Regions from separate parts of the Homo sapiens genome. Here region 2 is linked to region 1. Evidence: chromatin loops called from intact Hi-C (ENCODE). Cell type or tissue: GM12878. All regions are shown on one strand. Region 1 overlaps CCDC6 (coiled-coil domain containing 6). Region 2 overlaps BICC1 (BicC family RNA binding protein 1).

Region 1 (5,000 bases):
CATCCACAACCAAAGATGGATGGAAAATACAGTATTCATGGGATGTCAAACCTGTACATGTGGAAGGCTGACTTTTCCTATCTGTGGGTTCCTCAGGGCTGACTACAGGACCTGAGTATGCACACATATTGGTATACTTGGGATTCACAGGTTCTGAGGGACAGCTGTAGTAACACAATGAGCACACTCATTTACACCTTTCTCTTTTCGCTTACTATGCATTGTAGTTTTCTCCCCTGCTGATACATACAAAGCTGCCTTCATCCCTTATTTAAAGGCTGCATAGTATTTGATTGTATGAATATGCCATAATTCAACTAGTCCCATACCAGTGGACCCTTTTTGGTTGCTATGCTACAACCGCAATGAACATCTCTATACACGTGTTTGATACCTGTGCAGGAACACCTTCAGGATAGATTCCAGGAAGTGGATTTGTTGGGCCACATGGAATGTGCATTTTAAAAAGTTCAGTGGTTCCTACCTTTGTTTTCGTCTCTGAAGTTCCTTACAAATTCTTGTGCCGTGGAGCATCTGGGATGGTGTATCAGTATCATCCTTGGAGCCTTTGAGAAATATGGTGTAGTACTTTCCTATTTCTGCTATTACAAATTACCACAAACCTAGAGGCTCAAAACAATACAAACTTAACCATCTTACAGTTCTAAGATGGGACTCACTAGGCTAAAATCAGGGTGTCATCAGGGCAGCCATCCTTCTGGAGGTTGTTGGGGAGCCTCTGTTTCCTCGCCTTTTCCAGCTCTAGAGGCTGCCTGGATTCCCTGGCTTGTGGCCCCTTCCTTGCAGTCGTACCACCCCACCTCTGCCTCTGTTGTTACATCTTCTTTTCACTCTGATTCCCCTGCCTCCCTTTATTAGGATCCTTGTGATTATGTTGGGCCCACTGTGATAATCTAGGATAATCTACCCATCTCAAGCCCCTTAACTTAATCACTTCTGCAAAGGCCCTTCTGTCAAGTGAGGTTAGTAGCATTTATAGGTTTTGGGGATTAGCATGTGGACATCTTTAGGGAATCACTATTCTAGCACCATACAGGTTTCTGGGCTTACTCCATGGAGTAAAAAAGGAGCATATTAAAAAAATATATATATAAGTAATCCTGATGTGGACCTCAGGTTGTTAATTACTATGTGTGTTTGGTGGAAATCAAATGAGATATATCAAATAGTTCTCAAATATTAGTTATTTTAAGATTTTTGAGTTTTTACCATGTGAGTACACAAACATCTTTCAGCACCTTCCTGAACTTTTTCCCGTGCTGTCAGTTTGCATTTTTCCTCCTCCTTTATACTGCTCCATCGTGCCCCTAGCAAAAATTTCAGAAGGAATTTGGGGAGAATGTATGCTTACTACTATCTCCATACTGCACTGTTTAGTCTGAAGAGACTGCAGATACTAACAGAGGCATTTGTAAGTGCTATTTCTGATTTTGTGAGGACAGAGAAAGCTGAACTAAAGAAGCAGCAGTGGCACTTAGCTGCTTGCAGTGATTGGATTGGGCCTAAAGGATGTGTTAGTGACTTTTCATCATCCATTCCTTGCATTCTCCTTAGGTTAGATGACCTGGGCCTCTTTTGGATGCAGCTATGGCAGGTGGCTCCTCACCCTCCAAGCTTGACTGCATCTGAACTTGAACCTCTCTCTCAACAGTTCTCAGCAATGTTTGAACGTTGGCATCGCCTGGCCAGCTTTTAATAGACCAGTGGCTAGGACTCATCCTTGGAATTCTGACTGAATTGGCTTGGGGTATAGTCTGGGCACTGGTATTTTCTAACTGTGAACTTGGAAGGGAATGCAAGCCATGCAGATCTTTGGATCATTTGGGAGCCACCTCTTTGGAATCTGTGTGGAAGTCATCCGCAGTTCACACCATCTTTGACTAAAATACAGTAAGTCCTTACTTCACATCATCCTTGGGTTCTTGGAAACTGAGACTTTAAGTGAAACAACTTTCTGTATAACCAAACCAATTTTACCGTAGGCTAACTGATACAAACAAGAGTTAAGTTCCTATGGCATACATATGTTGTTTCACTTAAAGTCACAGTTTCCAAGGATCTGTGGATGATGTTAAGTGAGGGCCTACTATATTGGGAGATGGCTGTAGACCTGGGGAAATATAAGCTGTGGCCCCTAAGTACTAGGGAGTTCTGTGTGCAAGAGGAAGGAGGAGGACTCATAGGAACAAATCTGGTCAGGTGAGGCTGTGTGCCAGCAGGGGGCAGCCAAGGAATGCTCTGGTGACAGCCTTCTGTGTGTGAGTCAGTGACACCCAGAGGTGTTGGACCTGGTGCCTTCTCTGTGCCTCTGTCTTCTAGGTCAATTGCTGAACTGCCAGGAAGTCTTCCCAGCCGATCACTGCAGGGGACATTCTTATCTATAGATATATTGTTTAAGGATCCCCCTGCTGAGTTCCCCGATGCTAAAGGATTGCCATTTTTTCTTTGAAAGACAATGTTCTCTGAAGTTATTGTTCTTGGAGCCTCACTAATGTTAATTCTGCAAAGGATTTCATGGTAGTCTCCAGCACCCTTCCTGTAAAAGGCATTATAAGAGTCCTATTATGGAAAAGAAAGTCAGCTTGCTCTGACAGTCACCCTTCTAGTTCTAGAAACAGCAAATACTCCAAGGGGTCAATCTTTTGTTTCCTGTAGAGCCAAGTGAAAAATTCTGCATGCTTGCATATTTGGGATCAAATAATTTAAATCGTTTATATTAAAAGTGTACTTTGTAAATATTTTCCCAGCATGCCTTCAATTAAAGAGATTTTTGTGTCTGGATTAGACAGCGGGGTTTCTGGCTATGTTGAAACAGCCAAGGGATTTAGTGTTTAGTGCACGTAATAGTGTTTAATAATTTTGGTATTTTTATTTGAATTTCTAAAATAAGGATATTCAAGAGCTTTTGTATATCTGTAATGATGCTGTCTTGGAAATCATTGAATACTTATCAGAAGTCTTTATTGGCTAAAATGCCAGACCTTTGTAGAGTTGCTTAAAACTGAAACTAATTTGATGGGCATTGAGAGTTGAAATAGGGTCAGTCTGTGGGAGAAAAATGCTCATTGTGGCATTCAGCTCCCTCCTTCTTCCCTAAATTTGGACCGAACTGACAATATGGAACAGCAGCCTACAGGAAACTCTCTTAGACGTGCTCATGGCCACTGAATTTGTAGCTGCTTTTCAGAAAAGAGAAGTATATGGAGATTTTACTTTTCCCAAGTTCATTGACAAAGACAAGGAAAAGAAATGAAGCAAGAAGATGGGTAGACACCACATTTTGTATTAGATAATTCTGGTTACTTGGTAGCAGATTCTGTGTGAGATAAACCAGAAAGGAATGGGGGCGGTGGGGAGGTTGTCAAAAGAGGAAGGAAGACGTGTTTTTCTTTTTTTGGAAGGTTGTGGAGTATGCCACAGAATCCTGTGAAGAATAACCTTGGAAGGACAAGAGTTTTGATGGCTCCGGGGAACTTAGCTGAAGCAGACCCTGGATCCCCATAAAGATGTCAGTTCCCCATTTCAGATTCCTGGGAGAGGTAGTCTAAGTGGCTCAGCCTGGGTCCAACAGCTAGTGCCAGGGCTAGTCAGCTCTGTCCTGGGAGATGGGTGCTGTAGCAGAGACCTGGATTTGTGGGGGAGCTCCTGAGGAAGGGGTATTTGTCATAAGCAAGATGCCATCCCTAGAGGTGCCAGCTATATACAGGACTTCACCTGCCCTCTGCCGCTACGTGTGTGTGAGTCAGGGTAACAGACAGCCACACACACACCACAAATTAGACTTGGAAATATTAATCTGAAGTTTTCTAGTTTACTATGTCAATGTCTATTCTCGTGAAAAGAATGTTAACTGTTATCACATGTTCTAGTACAGTGGTTCTTGGTGTGCCGCCACCACTGTGCACAGCGGGAATGCCAACAAGTGTCACAGGCTCCCCTAGATGGCTTGCTGTGTCTGGAGTTGAGAGGCAGCCAAACTGGTGTCTAGAGCAGAGCCCATGGGCAGAATCTGGGCCTCCCTCCTTTCCCAGCTCTGGCAATGTAGAGAAGAGCTCTTGTAGTGGCTACTTGTAGACTCCAATTCCACCATTTCCTCTTCTACTTAAAGCACTTTAGAATGCAAATGAGTGGGAGTGACGATGCCTAACCTGCCAACACTGCCTTTTATATTTTTTTCTAAATGCAAATAATTGGTAAACTTTTATACTTGAGATAAACTTTAAATCCATATCTCATCTATGTGTGGGAGAATGAGAAAGACCAGATATCTTTTTTGTTTCTTTGTTTTTTGAGACAGAGTCTTGCTGTGTTGCCCAGGCTGAAGTGCAGTAGCTCAGTCTCGCTCACTACAACCTCCACCTCCTGAGTTCAAGCAGTTCTCCTGCCTCAGCCTCCCGAATAGCTGGGATTACAGGTGCCTGCCACCACGCCCAGCTAATGTTTGTATTTTTAGTAGAGACTGAGTTTCACCATGTTAGCCAGGCTGGTCTCGAACTCCTGACATCAGGTGATCCGCCTTCCTCAGCCTCCCCAAGTGCCAGGATTACAAGTGTGAGCCACCATACCCGACCAGAAAGACCATCTTGTAACAATTCCCTCTGTCTATGGCATAGGGGCTGAACTGAAGTCTCCTTTTTTTTAGATTTGGATATGATTGCATGAAACATGGTTTAATTGAAAACTCTGACTTTTCAGATTCAGAGAAAATGGCACAGTATCTGGAGGAGGAACGTCACATGAGAGAAGAGAACTTGAGGCTCCAGAGGAAGCTGCAGAGGGAGATGGAGAGAAGAGAAGCCCTCTGTCGACAGCTCTCCGAGAGTGAGTCCAGCTTAGAAATGGACGACGAAAGGTGTGTGCATGTCTTATGAGCCTTGTTTTTGTTTAAAAAATAAAACCCAGGTTCTACAGAGGTTTTCTTTGGTATCCTGTTAGGTGTATAAGGGGATGGCTTAAATATGTATTTATTGTGCTAATGA
Region 2 (5,000 bases), 1.0 Mb after region 1:
TAAGGGTTGAAGTGCATCAATTCACTTAATCCACAGCACAGATTCATGACGTTGTTTACAGAGGAAACTAAAGCACAGAGTGGTTTCGTAACTTCTCCCAGAAAACCACTCAGAAGCTTGGACATTATAATCCAATGTCTTCCAACTCTGGATCCACACTTTATGCAATAACTTCATTTAAAAGACATCACCACAGTGAAGGCTAATAGAAAAAAAACCTTAACTTTCATTCAGGAATATTTAATTCAATATTTATCCAGAATTAGTATTGAGTGACTAATATTGTTTATTACTGCCATTAAACTTTCTACAGGAAAGCATTCATTCATTCACCAAATCTTTTCTGTACTTCTACTATGTACCAGGCACTGTTCCAGGGACTAGAGAGAAGAGATAAGTGAAGAAGCAAGAGTCCTGTCCACAAAGAACTTGGCTCTTCTGCAGAGACAAAATATAATTTAATCAAATAAATTATCTAATTAATAATTAATCAGAACATACATGTTATGAAAAAAGAAAAAGAAGAGTAACACAAAAAGATGAGGAAGTACCAGCTATGAGAGAGTCTTGAGGAGTATCAGACTTCATAGAGAAAAGGAGATATGAGTAAAGGCTTAAAGGAGGTAAGACACTGGAACCTTCCAGGTAGAGGGAGATATCAGAGCCAAAGCCTCAGGGTGGGGACTAGCCTCCTTAATTCTCTCTTCAATCAGGTTTTCAAGTTGCCCAGCAATCCAGGTATTCTCTTATTTTACAGGTCAGCCTTTGACACAGATCAAGATCATTCTAGGATAAGTCAAAAGTTCTATACCCATCAGCTTTATGATAAAACTGAATAACATAGAGATAATTCATTATGATTATCACAACCATTGATCATGTCTCAACCTTACTGAGTGTCTACAATGTACTGACTTCTAAGAAAGTCAGTTAGTACTGGCTAAGTCTTTTATATCCTGTACTTTGCATCCAGGCAGTAAAGAGTCAGTAAATGTTTACTGAGCACCTTTCACACCTTTCACACCTTTCACAATTTACCACCAGTTCCGCCTGAATCCTTTAACTCCTAAAGCATCTATTCTCTAGGATAAGGCATGAGAATCACTGGGTGGGGATTTTATCTAAACCACACATACTCCCCTGACACTGTGATCTCCCACCCCCATCCCACAGCCTAGGTGAAAACGCCACAGAGAGCATATCATATTCTTATGTTGCAATTGGGCAATTGCCACTCCCCTCACCAAAAAAGAGGGAGGAAGGAAAGAAGGGAGGAAACGATTTTTCTTAAAGCTACCCACTGCTAGGACCAGGATGGTGAAATCACAGTTAATAACAGTGCACCAAGCTTCAGAGTTCAGGAATGCCTCTGGCCTCCTGGGGAGATGTCCAGCAGCTGTGCCTAATTTGAGTCTCTGTCACCACCTCCAGCCCCCACCCTCTCCTGGTGGCTGCTCTTGGTCTCAAGCACCCTTCCTTATCCTATTTTGTAATCCCTCCCCTGACACTTAACCTGTCACAGGGACACTGTGAAGGTCAAAGGTCTTAAGAGTGGTTAAAACTTGCCAAAATGTTAAGCATCAGTTATTATGAAATGAGGGGCCTAACAGCAAGGCACAAGGGGCGTCTGACCAACCCAAGTTGGGAGAGAGCCCAACAGCATCTCATTCCCATTGCTTGCTCTCTAATGCATCCTAACAAGAACCAGGACTGCCCTTTCTCTGTTATACTCTAGCCAACTTTTACCACACTTATGTAAACAGACAGATCATTTTATTCAATAATTCTTATTTCATCCATAATAGCTCGGCTAGGCAATAGGCTTAAAGGAGGTAGGATACTTGGCTGAGCTGGAACCTTCCAGGTAGAGGGAGATACCAAGCCAAAGCCTCAGGGTGGGGACTAGCCTCCTTAATTCCCTCTTCAATCAGGTTTTCCAGTTGCTGTCTACCTTCAATCAGGTTTTAAAGAGCTGTCTACCTTCAAAATTTCACTCTCAACTATCCTTAACTTTGGTTTTAGTTACTGCTGGTTGACAATGAAGTTAACCTCTACTGAAAATGTTCACTACTACTGTGGGTGATTAGAAGCCAATGTGTCTCAAAACATGCCTGTTAAAATACAGGTTTCTGGGCCTTCAGGACTCAGTAACTGGCATTTCACTGGCTTTCCAAGTGATGGTTAACTCAAGTACAGAAACAGCAGATTGAACCACATAGATATTTCAATTGTAGTCATTTATGTATTGGTCCTATATATATTATACAAAATGCTTCTATAGGATAAATTTGTATTTTTCCCACAAAACAAATTAACAGTAAGTTTTGAGTGGTATGATAATCTACAAATGTGTGACTTTACAGGTTGGATAATCGCATTAAAATTCCTATGCATACATAGAGGGACAGGGAGCCTCGTATCCGATTTAAGAGAGAATGTGATTTTCTTAAATCAAGAAATAAGATGATTTTCCACCATCTTTGCATCAACAGAACAACAAGCAAAATAAAAAGCAAACGCCTCAACAGAAAATACACTTTCATTCAAAGTGAAAGGGCACCATCTAGTGACCAAAAATATAAATTATCAGTGGGCACAAAGACACATGAGCATGCATGCAGAGACAGTCACCAACATGTAACACGTTTACCTCCAGGGTCTGAATCAGTGCTTTTTTGGAAAGTGGTTCTTCAAATAGTCAAGCTTAATAAGGACAGAGAAAAACAAACATGACAAAATTCTGGTTTAGATTGCTAAAGTGGCTAGCAGCATTGTGTTTTTCATTCCCTTTTTGGCTCTTGCTTAAAAGATGCATACAAGATGTGTCCTTTTTTCCAGGTTGATCTTAATTTATTCATTTCAATTCCTGAAATACAGGTCTCTGTTTTTCAATGACTGTTAACAGTTTACAATTCAAACATGTCTGTGTAATACCAAAAGGGATTAAGATTTCCTTTAGACCCACTCTGCAAATACTTGACAGAGAAAAGTCAAAGTATTAACCACATTAATAAACATAAATTGAGGAAAAAGTCAGCTATAAAGAGGGTTAGAAGATGGCATAACAGAAAAATAGGAAATAAGCGTAGAGCTTCTCCCTCCCAAAATTAATTGCTTTGAAGAACTCAATTTAGGCATAAAGGTTTTGAGACATTTACTCTTAAAAAAAAATTTACTACTTTAAAACCAATCCTCAAGTTCCCTGAACACAGGGGTCATGTTTAATTTGGTTTTGTAACTACCACAGTGCCAAACAAGTGGTAGATACTCAATAAGCTGTTGCTGAATGAACGGATGGCACCTATAATTTAGGAAATGGCTAAATACAGAGAGAGGAGATGGAAGTCTATAGAAAGAGTCTAAAGCTCATATCCTAGGTGACTGTGTGTGTGGTACTTTCCAAAAAAGTTCTGAGTTCAAATATTCTGATCTTAGCACCTCTTTAAAAATACAAAAAAACTGTCAGATATTCATCTCAATTTTTGGTTTTTAGATTCCTGTCCTACCCGTCTGCTCACATCCCTCTGGTGTCATCCTAATGAAGAGAAAGTGACCAGATGGTAATCCAACCTTCTCTAAGTAATAGGAAGCTGTAATGGAAATGCATATGAAATGGGTATTTTATATGTGAATAATGCCAAAGAGAAAAAAATGCCCCTTTTTAAAAATGTTAAACCTTTGAACATAAAGGTTCTTGTGACTTTCATATGGATATCTGTAAGGACTTAACAAGGCAACAATTGTCGTAAGGACACCCGCTAAAAACCATATTTTCAATAAAAATAAAGTATTTCAATATTTAAAATTAAAATTTTATTTTCTCTACCTTACTCTATTGTAAGAATACTGAATGTTTTTATGACTTAATGTGAAGTTTAGTTATGCTTTTAAAAGATTATCTCTTGGTACTCTGGTTTCTACTCTGTGGTTTTCCATCCTTGGAAACATTCCCACCCCTGGAAACATTAGTGAATATTTTACTGCCTCTTCCTTCTTCCTTCAGGCCCCTAAACCTCCTTCCCACTTCATTCCTATTCCACAGCAAAATCTGCAGAAAATACTCATGTCAGCCATTTGCATTTATTATGCTACAGAGAGTAATGTGCTATAGACACATGATGAATTTAGGCCAATCTTTCATCAAAAATCTGTAGCCACTTTCCTGTCTCCATGATTAAGTGCTGCTGAGAACAGGATTCAACCCCCTAAATTCACAGTATGTCTTCCACCCTCGGCATGTACATTTAGAGACAGAAAACAACAGAAAAATCCCTTGTTTGACTACCTCCCCGCCTCCCACTCACAATAAAAACAAAACAAAAGTTATCGTATCAGAGTTGTACTTCTGTTTACAGGGAAAATTTCCATATATTATAAATGGCTTCAAATCTGGATGGCTGTGGTACATTTTATGTACATAAACAAAACTGTCAAACAGATGAGTGGACAGAATTTACTTTCCCCTGGCGTGGAGCTCTTTCACGTTTGTTTCAAGTTAATTTCTTCCAAAAGCGCTTTACTTCTGAAACAATATAATCAAGACGGGCATTACCTGGGGCCTGGATCTGTCAAGAGTGGCCAGTGTTGACAAACACTGAGGCGCAGCTCCAACTTCTTCTGAGATTCTTTGCAACCATTGGGAATATGTCAACAGTCGGCAAGTAGTTCCAAAGTAATAATAGCCAAAATTTTTATGTAAGAAAGAATGTAGCCCTAGGCTTACAATTTTGTGAAAAAAATCTCAGAAAGAAAAAAAAGTGTCAGAAAAAGCCCCAGGCTTCTCAAGGGCGTTAGTTCACTTGGAATCATATAGGGAAAAGCTAGGAAAAGCCAGAATGTATCACACAGAATTTATTACTTTTTAATGCCTTTAACGTGGCAATCGACTACAGATTTCCTTTATGATGTGGTAAAAATATGTGGTGTCTACAGTTAATCGCAATTTAGCCATAAACAAACTCTGTCACCTTGGAAAAGTCACTGAATCACTCAAGTATAGT

What was found. A loop is a pair of places that touch in the nucleus more often than their neighbours do. Peaks named below come from ENCODE experiments on the same cell type or tissue, not always from the same donor. Only the 100,000 strongest peaks of a DNase experiment are listed, where the experiment ranks them.
Region 2: it touches region 1 in a loop (2.9-fold over the local background); 6 of 110 quality-filtered maps call a loop at or near these places.

The regions. Positions count from the first base shown.
Region 1 is chr10:59,806,795-59,811,794 of GRCh38, reverse strand. CCDC6 (coiled-coil domain containing 6) reads left to right here. Exons shown (of 9, transcript NM_005436.5): 6 at 4,717-4,873. Among named protein-coding and RNA genes, the nearest start is that of MRLN, 56 kb to the right of the region's middle. In GM12878, a CTCF peak has its summit at 2,232 (motif pointing right); a DNase peak (open chromatin) is centred at 2,244.
Region 2 is chr10:58,779,640-58,784,639 of GRCh38, reverse strand. All of the region lies in intron 3 of BICC1 (BicC family RNA binding protein 1), which reads right to left. Among named protein-coding and RNA genes, the nearest start is that of LINC00844, 220 kb to the left of the region's middle. In GM12878, a CTCF peak has its summit at 2,571 (motif pointing left); a DNase peak (open chromatin) is centred at 2,519.